Linked DNA regions of Homo sapiens: region 2 is linked to region 1. Evidence: read pairs that join two places in POLR2A ChIA-PET (ENCODE). Cell type or tissue: Panc1. All regions are shown on one strand. Each heading gives the region's core, and the rest is flanking DNA. Links, peaks and the distances in the headings are about the cores only.

Region 1 (4,382 bases), core at 254-4,253:
AGGCCAAGGTGGGTGGATCACCTGAGGTCAGGAGTTCAAGACCAGCCTGGCCAACGTGGTGAAACCCTGTCTCTACTAAAAAAGACAAATAAAAATTAGCTGGGCATGGTGGCAAGTGCCTGTAATCCCAGCTACTTGGGAGGATGAGGAAGGAGAATCTCTTGAGCCTGGGAGGCAGAGGTTGCAGTGAGCCGAGATTGTACCATTGCACTCCTGCCTGGGCAACAAGAGTGAAACTCTGTCTCAAAAAAATAAATAAATGTGGCAGTGCTTTGGAAGGTATATTTAACACAAATGCCCAGGATGATGATGATCATTATTATTGCAGTAATAAATCCATTCTCAGCTCAGAAAAATAAGAGGGTAACCAATCAATAGCTCCAGTGTTCTTGGAATCAGAGAGTGGAAAGGAGGCTGGGAGGGAAGGAAGATGGGGTGGCAGGGAGGAGAGCTACTGACCACCTTCTATATTCTGATCACTGACATTGCCCAGCCATTGCCAGAGGGAGAAATGTGGTGGGTATGAGTTCAAGCCAGGCACCTGGAAGTCCCTGATCTCTGGGTGCCGGGAGGTGGGTGTGGAACTGGCAGACGACCTAGGCAAGGGTCACTGATTATGGATCATTTACTTTCTTCAACCCTATACTGTCCCATCTGTTTATGAAAGTCTAGACATTAGGGAAATTTAGACTTATCTAAGAGGTTAATGGAGAAGGGATACAGTAAATGTCTGGGCCAACAGAGTCAGGATTCAAAATGACCTCAAAGGGCTGGACAGATAAAACTGAGCAAGGACCAGTGTAAAGTCCTGCTCAGACCGGATGTGGTGGCTCACTCCTGTATCTGAGCACTTTGGGAGGCCAAGGCAGGTGGATCACTTGCAGTCAGGAGTTTGAGACCAGCCTGGCCAATATGGTGAAACCCCGTCTCTACTAAAAATACAAAAACTAGCCAGGCACGGTGGCTCATGCCTGTAATCCCAGCATTTTTGGAAGGCCGAGGTGGGCAGATTGCCTGAGGTCAGGAGTTTGAAACCAGTCTGGCCAACATGGTGACACCCCGTTTCTACTAAAAATACAACAAAATTAGCCAGGCGTGGTGACAGGCACCTGTAATCCCAGCTACCCGGTAGGCTGAGGCAGGGGAATTGCTTGAACCAGGGAGGTGGAGGTTGCAGTGAGCCGAGATCATGCCACTACACTCCAGCCTGGGCGAAAGAGCAAGACTCCGTCTAAAAAAAAAAAAAAACAAAACAAAAAAAACTAGCCATATGTGGTGGTGCATGCCTGTAGTCCCAGCTACTCGGGAGGCTCAGGCAAGGGAATCACTTGAACCTGGGAGGCAGAGGTTGCAGTGAGCTGAGATCACGCCACTGCACTCCAACCTGAGCAACAGCGAGACTCCATCTCAAAAAAAAAAAAAAAAAAAAAAAAAAAAACCCAAAAAAAAGCCTGCTCAATTTCAGAAAAAGCCAATGTGCAGGGAGGAGTGGGAGGATAGAGAGACCCAGCCTACTATCAGTTCAGGTCAAAACAACATGGACACTACAGTTACTCAGTTGAGCACTGGCTAACACCGTGGGACAGGCTGGGAAAGAAGCAACTGCAGCCTCAAGCTGCACTGACATCCTAGTTACTAGGAAGTGAGTCCCAGGCTACAGGGACTCACCAGGTACCCACTCAAGGCAGGAGACATGCTCATTTCTCAACACCACCTGCTCATGAACAAACTGAAATGAGTTTGTCATTTTGTGCCTGCAAACAAGACGGTAACCTCCCAATGACACTCAACGAATTAACAAGTGGCCAAAGGAAGGGGATCAAGACAGGGAGCATCTAGAAACTGAAAATGTCTGGAGGACATGAGGTTGGAGAAGACTTAGGGAGAGCTATGGTGAACAGATCAGATGAGAGAAACAGCTTGCATTGTGCTATTCCAAAAGGCACAACTGGGCTCACAGAAGCTTCAGCAGAATAACTAGTTCACGTTAAAGGCCACCAAGATGCAACAATTTGAGACTCATGGCTGGGTCTTCAGTGATCCAAGGACAGTCATGTCAGGATATTCAGGTGCTTGCTGGCCTGGAAGAGGCCTGGACCCCCTTATGGGCCTTGAGGAGACTTCTCTGTACTTCGAGGGCACAAGGCTAGTGAAGATGGCTCATCTTTTGTGGCCAGAATTGCCTTCAGTTCAGTTTTCAGTTCATGGAAGCCCAGAGCAGGTATGTGGGATAAGACAGAGGATTAGGAGGAGGGAATGACAACATATACATTAAAAAGTCACTACCTGCATCAAATGTATGAGTATAGCTGGGAGACAACTACCTGGTATGGATTGAAAGGCATCAAAGAGGCCCAGAGTCCTGTATTAACAGAATACACCCCAAGGCCAAAAATTCCTCCTTAGATGACAGCAGTATTACCCCAAGTGAAGGACATTTGCCATCTGGGGAGGGTACCATGATGATTTATTGGGTCAACATGTGGACATCCAGCAGAGAAGCCTGGAGGGGCTGAGACATAGGGTAGAGAAGGCATCCTGCAGCCCAGGGTTAAGCAAACTCTGCCAACTTTACAAAATGCTCTCACCCAAGGAGTGCCAGAGGGTGAAGCTGGGGAGGGTCCTCATCCACTTCCTCCATCCTACCCCATACTTCCTGTGGCCACTTCTTACTTCCCTAATCCTATTAGTAGGAGCTCTTCTCCTTATCTTCCCAAATCCAATCTATTGCATTCTGTTAATTCTTTCTGAACATCTTTGGAATCTGTTCCATCCACTCTACCCCTCAGTAACCCCTCAAAGTCATGGTCTTGGCGGAGGCACTATCATCTCTACCAACCTGAATACACTCCAAACAGACCTCTTTGTTGATCTCTTTTACCGCAATCTATTCAGCCCAAGCAGTCAGATTAATATCTCCAAAGCACAGCATCAGCCATGTCCCTCCCTTGCTCCAAAACATTTAGTGGACCCTAAATATGCAGCAGATCAAGTCCACCTTCTTTCTGTGGCCATTCAAGGACACAGCTTTGCCCTCCAGCCTGTCTCTGACCACCCACTTTCCTACCCACTACCCTGCTCCTCACTGTGCCAAACTGAACTGTCTACCATCCTCTTACCCCATTCCCTGCCTTTGTCTCTCAGGCAGGCCACTTTGCCTGGGATGCTGTCACTCCCCTACTTTAGACAATTCCCATGCTTCAGGGACCACCTGAAGAGCCGTCTCTTCCATGAAGATGGAGGGAGACTTTGCTGAAATCCTCTTTTCCCCTTCCTGAGCGCCTTTAGATGCATGCCTGTCCCACGCACCAGAAGTTTGTTACCTGCTTCTGATGACATCTCTTCTGCTGCTAAGTTATGACTTAACGCCTGAATAATGTGCTGGTTTTCACCAGTGTATGTTCTATTTTCCTACCAAGACTATAAATTTGAATCCCAGAGAGAGGAGTGGGGATGGTATCTCCTCCATCCTAGGGCGAAGCATAGCAACACTTGGTAAGGCACACTGACTGGGTCGAGAGACCTGGGTTTTAGTTCTCTGCTGCCATTAACTGGTCATGTGACTTTGGGTTTCCTTCCCTGCAAAATGATGAAGCAGTGGATACATATCGCTTCCAGCTCTGGTATTCTCTGAGTCTATTTGACTGTGGGCTGACCCACCCAGCTCTAGGCCTGGCTAGGGAAGGAGCAAGGGAGGCTATGGACAAGCCCAGGGAGAGAGAGAGGGAGAGGGAGATGGGGAGCTAATAGCTCTGGAGGAAGGAAGGACATGCTGGGCTAATGGGATAATTGGATAATCCTCAGAGCTAGGGGCTGCCAGGCTGGGGCCAGCTGTTAGAAGCAGACACAAATAGCACAAGCAAAACAAGGGCGCTGATGCAGGAAGCAGCTTGCTGAGAGATATGGAGGAAGGTGGGTGGTGGCCAGAGGGTGGGGGAGGGGACAAAGAGAAACTGGAGCCCCTTTCTGTTGAAATTTTGAGGACAGGATCTTAAGGTCTTGTACTCTGACCCCATTTAGAAAGACTGCATTTAAGGATCCTGGCCTTCTATATACCAAAGAACATTCTTAGAGACCAGTGGTTTATCTTGGCCTCCACAGTGTCCTGGCCACCAAGGACCTTTAAGGACCATAAAGCCCTCATCTTTGCCCATTGAGGGTTATCTGTAAATGGGGCATCCATTTGACATGCCTGTGAAAATATTGCTGGACTCTTACAAAATATTAATTTTAGATACATGACTCAGTGGGTCCCTTCATTTCAGGCAGATAAGTGGTTCTGTCAGTGGGGTTGGGCACAGAACAAAAGAAATTTTGGAGGGGTCTAGGACCCAACTCTGCTAGGTCACATAAGTCATGACCTCAGTGACTGGACCTCAGTT
Region 2 (4,382 bases), core at 206-4,205, 150 kb after region 1:
AAGATGATTTGACCTCACTTGCCACTCCTCCCGGGCCCCTCCCATCTTGCCAGGGCCTGAATTTGGGCTCTTAGGTCCAGGCTACCGGGCCACCCTCAACACACACAACCCCTCTCAAACCCCAAAGACCCGGACACACTCAGCAGCCCCCTCCTCCACACGGTCCGCCGACCTCACCCAGCCCTCACTCCAGGCGGTCGCCCTCTCGCCCACGCAAGACCCCGCGTGCTGCAGCCTGTCGCGCCCTCGGAACCCGCCTGCGCGCGCCAGAGACCAGCTCCGCCTCGCCTCCCGGCGGATACAGGCCCACAACCCATAGCCCCGCGCCTCCCAGACCCCCAGACCCCCAGACCCTCCCTGGCCGCCAGCCCAGGGGCGGACGGCTCCTTCTCTCGCCTGGCGCAGGAGGCGCAGCAGCTGCCGGGCGCGCTCCGGCCGCCGCTCGCGGAGCGTGGACTGGATCTCGCGGAGCCACCGCACCCGGCGCTCGTAGGGCGCGGGCCCGCAGCCGGCCGCCGCCCCGGCCTCAGAGCCAGCCTCGGGCCCGGCCCGCCGGCCCAGCCGCGCCCCCATGGCCGCCGCGCGATGGTCGCCGAACCCACAGGAGGCCGGGCTGTCTGCGCCCCGCTCCCGGGGCCGCCCCTAGTCGCCCCGCCTCCAATCACCGCGGCCCTGCCCCGTCCGGGTCCGAAGGCTGAGCGCCCGCCCCACCCCGCGCCGGAGCGAGGCCAGTGGGTTCCTCGGTTTGGCCTGATCACACTGGAGGAGGCCCTGCTTGCGTCAGTCTTGGCGCTAGAACCCGAGGGCCTGGAGCCGCCAGGGGAGACGCGGAGCTCGGCCGAGACGAGGTGGCTTTTGGCACCTCTTTACCCTCTGGCCCCAGTGCTGACTGGGGAATAGTCGCTTTGACCGTGCAAAGAGCATTCTAGGCGGGGTGGGGGGGTTCTGCTGTGTGTGCCAGTGTTAGGTATTGCCCCCATTGCTTTTAGAAATATGCCCTGCATGGTGAATCTCCGTCTCTACTAAAATACAAAAATTAGGCCGGGCATGGTGGCTCACGCCTGTAATCCCAGCACTTTGGGGGGCCGAGGCAGGCGGAATCTAAGGTCAGGAGTTCAAGACTAGCCTGGCTAACATGGTGAAACCACATTTTTATTGAAAATACAAAAAATTAGCCGGGCGTGGTGGCGGGCGCCTGTAATCCCAGCTATTCGGGAGGTTGAGGTAGGAGAATCAATTGAACCTGGGAGGCGGAGGTTACAGTGAGCCGAGATGGCGCCACCGCACTCTACCCTGGGTGACAGAGCAAAACTCTGTCTCAAAAAAAAAAAAAAGAAAAGAAAAGAAATCTCTGCAGCTGGCAGTTGTGGTGTAGGACCTGCTCACGCTACATGGACACTCCTGCACTGGCAAATATTTACTGCCTCCTGCTTCTTGGTTTGGGGCAGGCCCCCACCTCTGACCCCAGCCTGGGAAATAAACCGGACGAAGAGTCAGGTTAACCGTTAAGCCCAGCTCTGGGCAAGCTGGCAGCAGGCGGGCTGTATCTGCCGCTGGCTTCAGTCTGCCTCCCTGACAAGGGGTGGGGGTGGCGGCAGGCAGAGTGAGATGGGGGCCCTGGCTCCTCTGAGGACCAGGGTGAGGTACGGACCCACCCAGCTCAAGGTGTATCCCACTTCCCAGGGCTCCCTCAGCAGAAGCCTAGGTCTCTGCTGCAGGCCTGCTGGGCCCCTGCAGCCCCAATCCCGGCTCTGGGACGCTCACATCTCCTGCGTGGGGAACGTTTGAGGCACTGATCTGCAGTTCCCACTTCTCTAAGCAAGGAGCACGTGTTTAGCCTGTGAGGACTGGTACCTGTTGTGCAGGAAGGGCTGAGCACTGTCCGAGGGCATATATGAGGGACGACAGCCAAGCACCCGTGTGTATGTGTGTGTGTGTGTGTGTGTGTGTGTGTGTGTGTCTGCTAATTACCCTATGAAGATTCAAGGTTCCTTCCTTTGGGTTAAGCACTGCCTGCCCAGAGATGGCAGTGGGGAGAGGGCAGGGTGCTAGGCTCTGTCATCCTGTGGGGCTGGGCCCCTGAGACAAGGCAGAGGACAGCAGGATGTCTTAGCCCCTTGACCATCCACGGACCCCCAACCCCTGCTGGAGCAGTGCTTGCACCCCCTTCTCCCCTGGCACCTGCCAGCTGGACCCAACAGCCTCTCCTCCCACTCCAGTGCAGCCAGCATTGTCCTGGGGCCACCTTGGCACCACAGGTTTCCTCCCTGGCAAACCTGCATGACGGCCTTGCGTGCCCTCCCCCAGGGCCAAGGCGCTGTTGCTGAACTGAAGTGGCAACCTACCCGGTCAGAGCTTTAAGCTGCAGCTCTGATGCCCCAGGGACCTCTCAGACCCCCCTGCCCAGAGCAGGCAGCCCGGTAAGCCCTCCTCCTCTTCCCCTGCAGCCTCAGGGCTGGAGCCACAGCTGGGAGGGCTCCCAGATCCTGACCATATCCTCCCAGAGGCTGAGCCAGGCCTGGGCACTGTCCCCTCAAATGTGAGAATACTGGGCAGGGGGAGGGGAGAAAGGAGGGAATGGAGGGCTGAGCCTGGAGGCATGAAAGGGGCAACCTAGGCAGCGGTATGGGGGAGTGCTCAGAGCTTAGAGTCCTGTGGAAGGCAGAGAACTGCCCCAGCCCCTGCCTCTCATCCCCCACCCTCTGTGTCCCTGGCCGAGAGGTTCCTGGAGGACATTTTTCCAGCAAAAGAGGGAGGGTGGTGTCTGGGCCTAGATCCTTGGATGGGCTTTTCTCTGCCTGCTTGTGGGGTGCCTAGGGCGAGTGGGCTTTTGGAGACAATTTCTGGCCTAACCTGACTTGGACAGCAGCCCCCAGAGGCACAGCTCTCCCCTCAGGCATGGGGGCATGATTCCACCTCGCTAGCCCACATGTGTTCTTCACGGAGGGCTGCTGGCCCGTCTCCCTGGGGTTACCCTGAGCAGCAGAGCTGTGTTTGTTGAGACTCCATGGGGTGGAGGGATTGCGATGTTGTCCTCTCAGTTCCCGGGGCTGATGTGGAAGCTCAAGGGCTTGCCCTGGATTCTTCAGGGTAGCCCTGCCATCCCTAGTGAGTCAGTGAGTTGGGAGGTTGGGGGCTGGAGAATCAGGTAGGGAGGACACAGCTAGACCTCAGGCCCTGATGGGAACGTACTAGGCTCCAAGTGGGACCTGCCAGGAGACAAGAATTGATGACAGCCACACCTTTGGAGTCTCAAGCCCTCTGCCACCCATGCGGTGGCCTAGTTCAAATGACAGGAACACAAGGTCCAGCTGGCCCAATGGGCAGGTAGAGGGCTGCAGCCAGGGCTGGAACTGGCCTTGCACTGCCTCTGGGCCCTTCTCTACCCACCCAGTAGTATTGTTCAAGCCCAGGAGGGAAAAAGGCCAGCTCAGGGTTAATGTTACCTCAGCAAGTAGCTGAGTGGCACTGAGCCTCCTGGTAGCCACTGTAAAGAAGGACACAGAATGGTTTGGGGGCATTCGCTAGGAGGAAGGAAGCAGATGGATACTCTATGGAGACAGAATGTCCTCTGTGTTTGCTCTACAGGAACGGGTTGTCAACCTTCTGCAGGGCCAGGAATTGTCATGAGGCTGTAGTAGGCAGCAGAGCTTGGCGGGGTGAGGCGAGATCACAGGTATAGGCTCAGGGCCTGGATTCAAATCCCCTGGGCTGCCACTTGTTGGATGTGTAACCATAGGCAGAGTAAGGACCTGCCATAGCAAATTACCACAAACTCAGTGGCTTAAAGCAACAGAATAGTTCTGGAGGCTAAAAGTCTGAAATCCAAGTATAGGCCAAGCCACACTCCCTTTGAGGACTCCAGGGGAAGATCCTTCCTTGTCTCTTCAGCTTCTGGTGGCTCCTGGCAATCCTTGGCCTTCCTTGGCTGCTGCTGCATCACTCCAGTCTCTGAAACCATCTACCCTATGTGTCTGTGTGGCCTTCACATGGCATTCCTTATTTTTGCAGTGGGGTCTCACTATGTTGCCCAGGCTGGTCTTGAACTCCTGGGTCCAAGCAGTCCTCCTGCTTCAGCCTCCCAAGTAGCTGGGATTATGAGTGAGTGCCACCATGCCCGGCTCACATGGCCTCCTTGTAATAACGCTAGTGCCTGGGTGCGGTGGCTCACGCCTGTAATCCCAGCACTTTTGGAGGCTGCGGTGGACGGACCATGAGGTCAGGAAATTGAGGCCATCCTGTCCAACATGGTGAAACCCTGTCTCTACTAAAATACAAAAAAAAAAAAAAAAAAAAATTAGCCTGGTGTGGTGACACATGCCTGTAGTCCCAGCTACTTGGGAGGCTGAGACAGGGGAATCGCTTGAACCCGGGACGCAGAA

The links. Peaks named below come from ENCODE experiments on the same cell type or tissue, not always from the same donor. Only the 100,000 strongest peaks of a DNase experiment are listed, where the experiment ranks them.
Region 2: POLR2A ChIA-PET joins it to region 1 with 8 read pairs; 3 of 35 experiments call an interaction of 5 or more read pairs at or near these places.

The regions. Positions count from the first base shown.
Region 1 is chr22:24,446,994-24,451,375 of GRCh38, forward strand. The region is part of intron 3 of ADORA2A-AS1 (ADORA2A antisense RNA 1); the gene reads right to left. Among named protein-coding and RNA genes, the nearest start is that of ADORA2A, 22 kb to the left of the region's middle. In Panc1, for the core only: no CTCF peak of the experiment used is centred there; no DNase peak of the experiment used is centred there.
Region 2 is chr22:24,592,467-24,596,848 of GRCh38, forward strand. LRRC75B (leucine rich repeat containing 75B) reads right to left here and starts at 607. Exons shown (of 4, transcript NM_207644.3): 1 at 397-607. The coding sequence starts at 573. It also overlaps a transcript of GGT1 not described here. RefSeq lists enhancers at 1-27, 28-1,020, 2,070-3,040 and a silencer at 505-734. In Panc1, for the core only: no CTCF peak of the experiment used is centred there; no DNase peak of the experiment used is centred there; H3K4me3 peaks cover 805 bases; H3K27ac peaks cover 438 bases.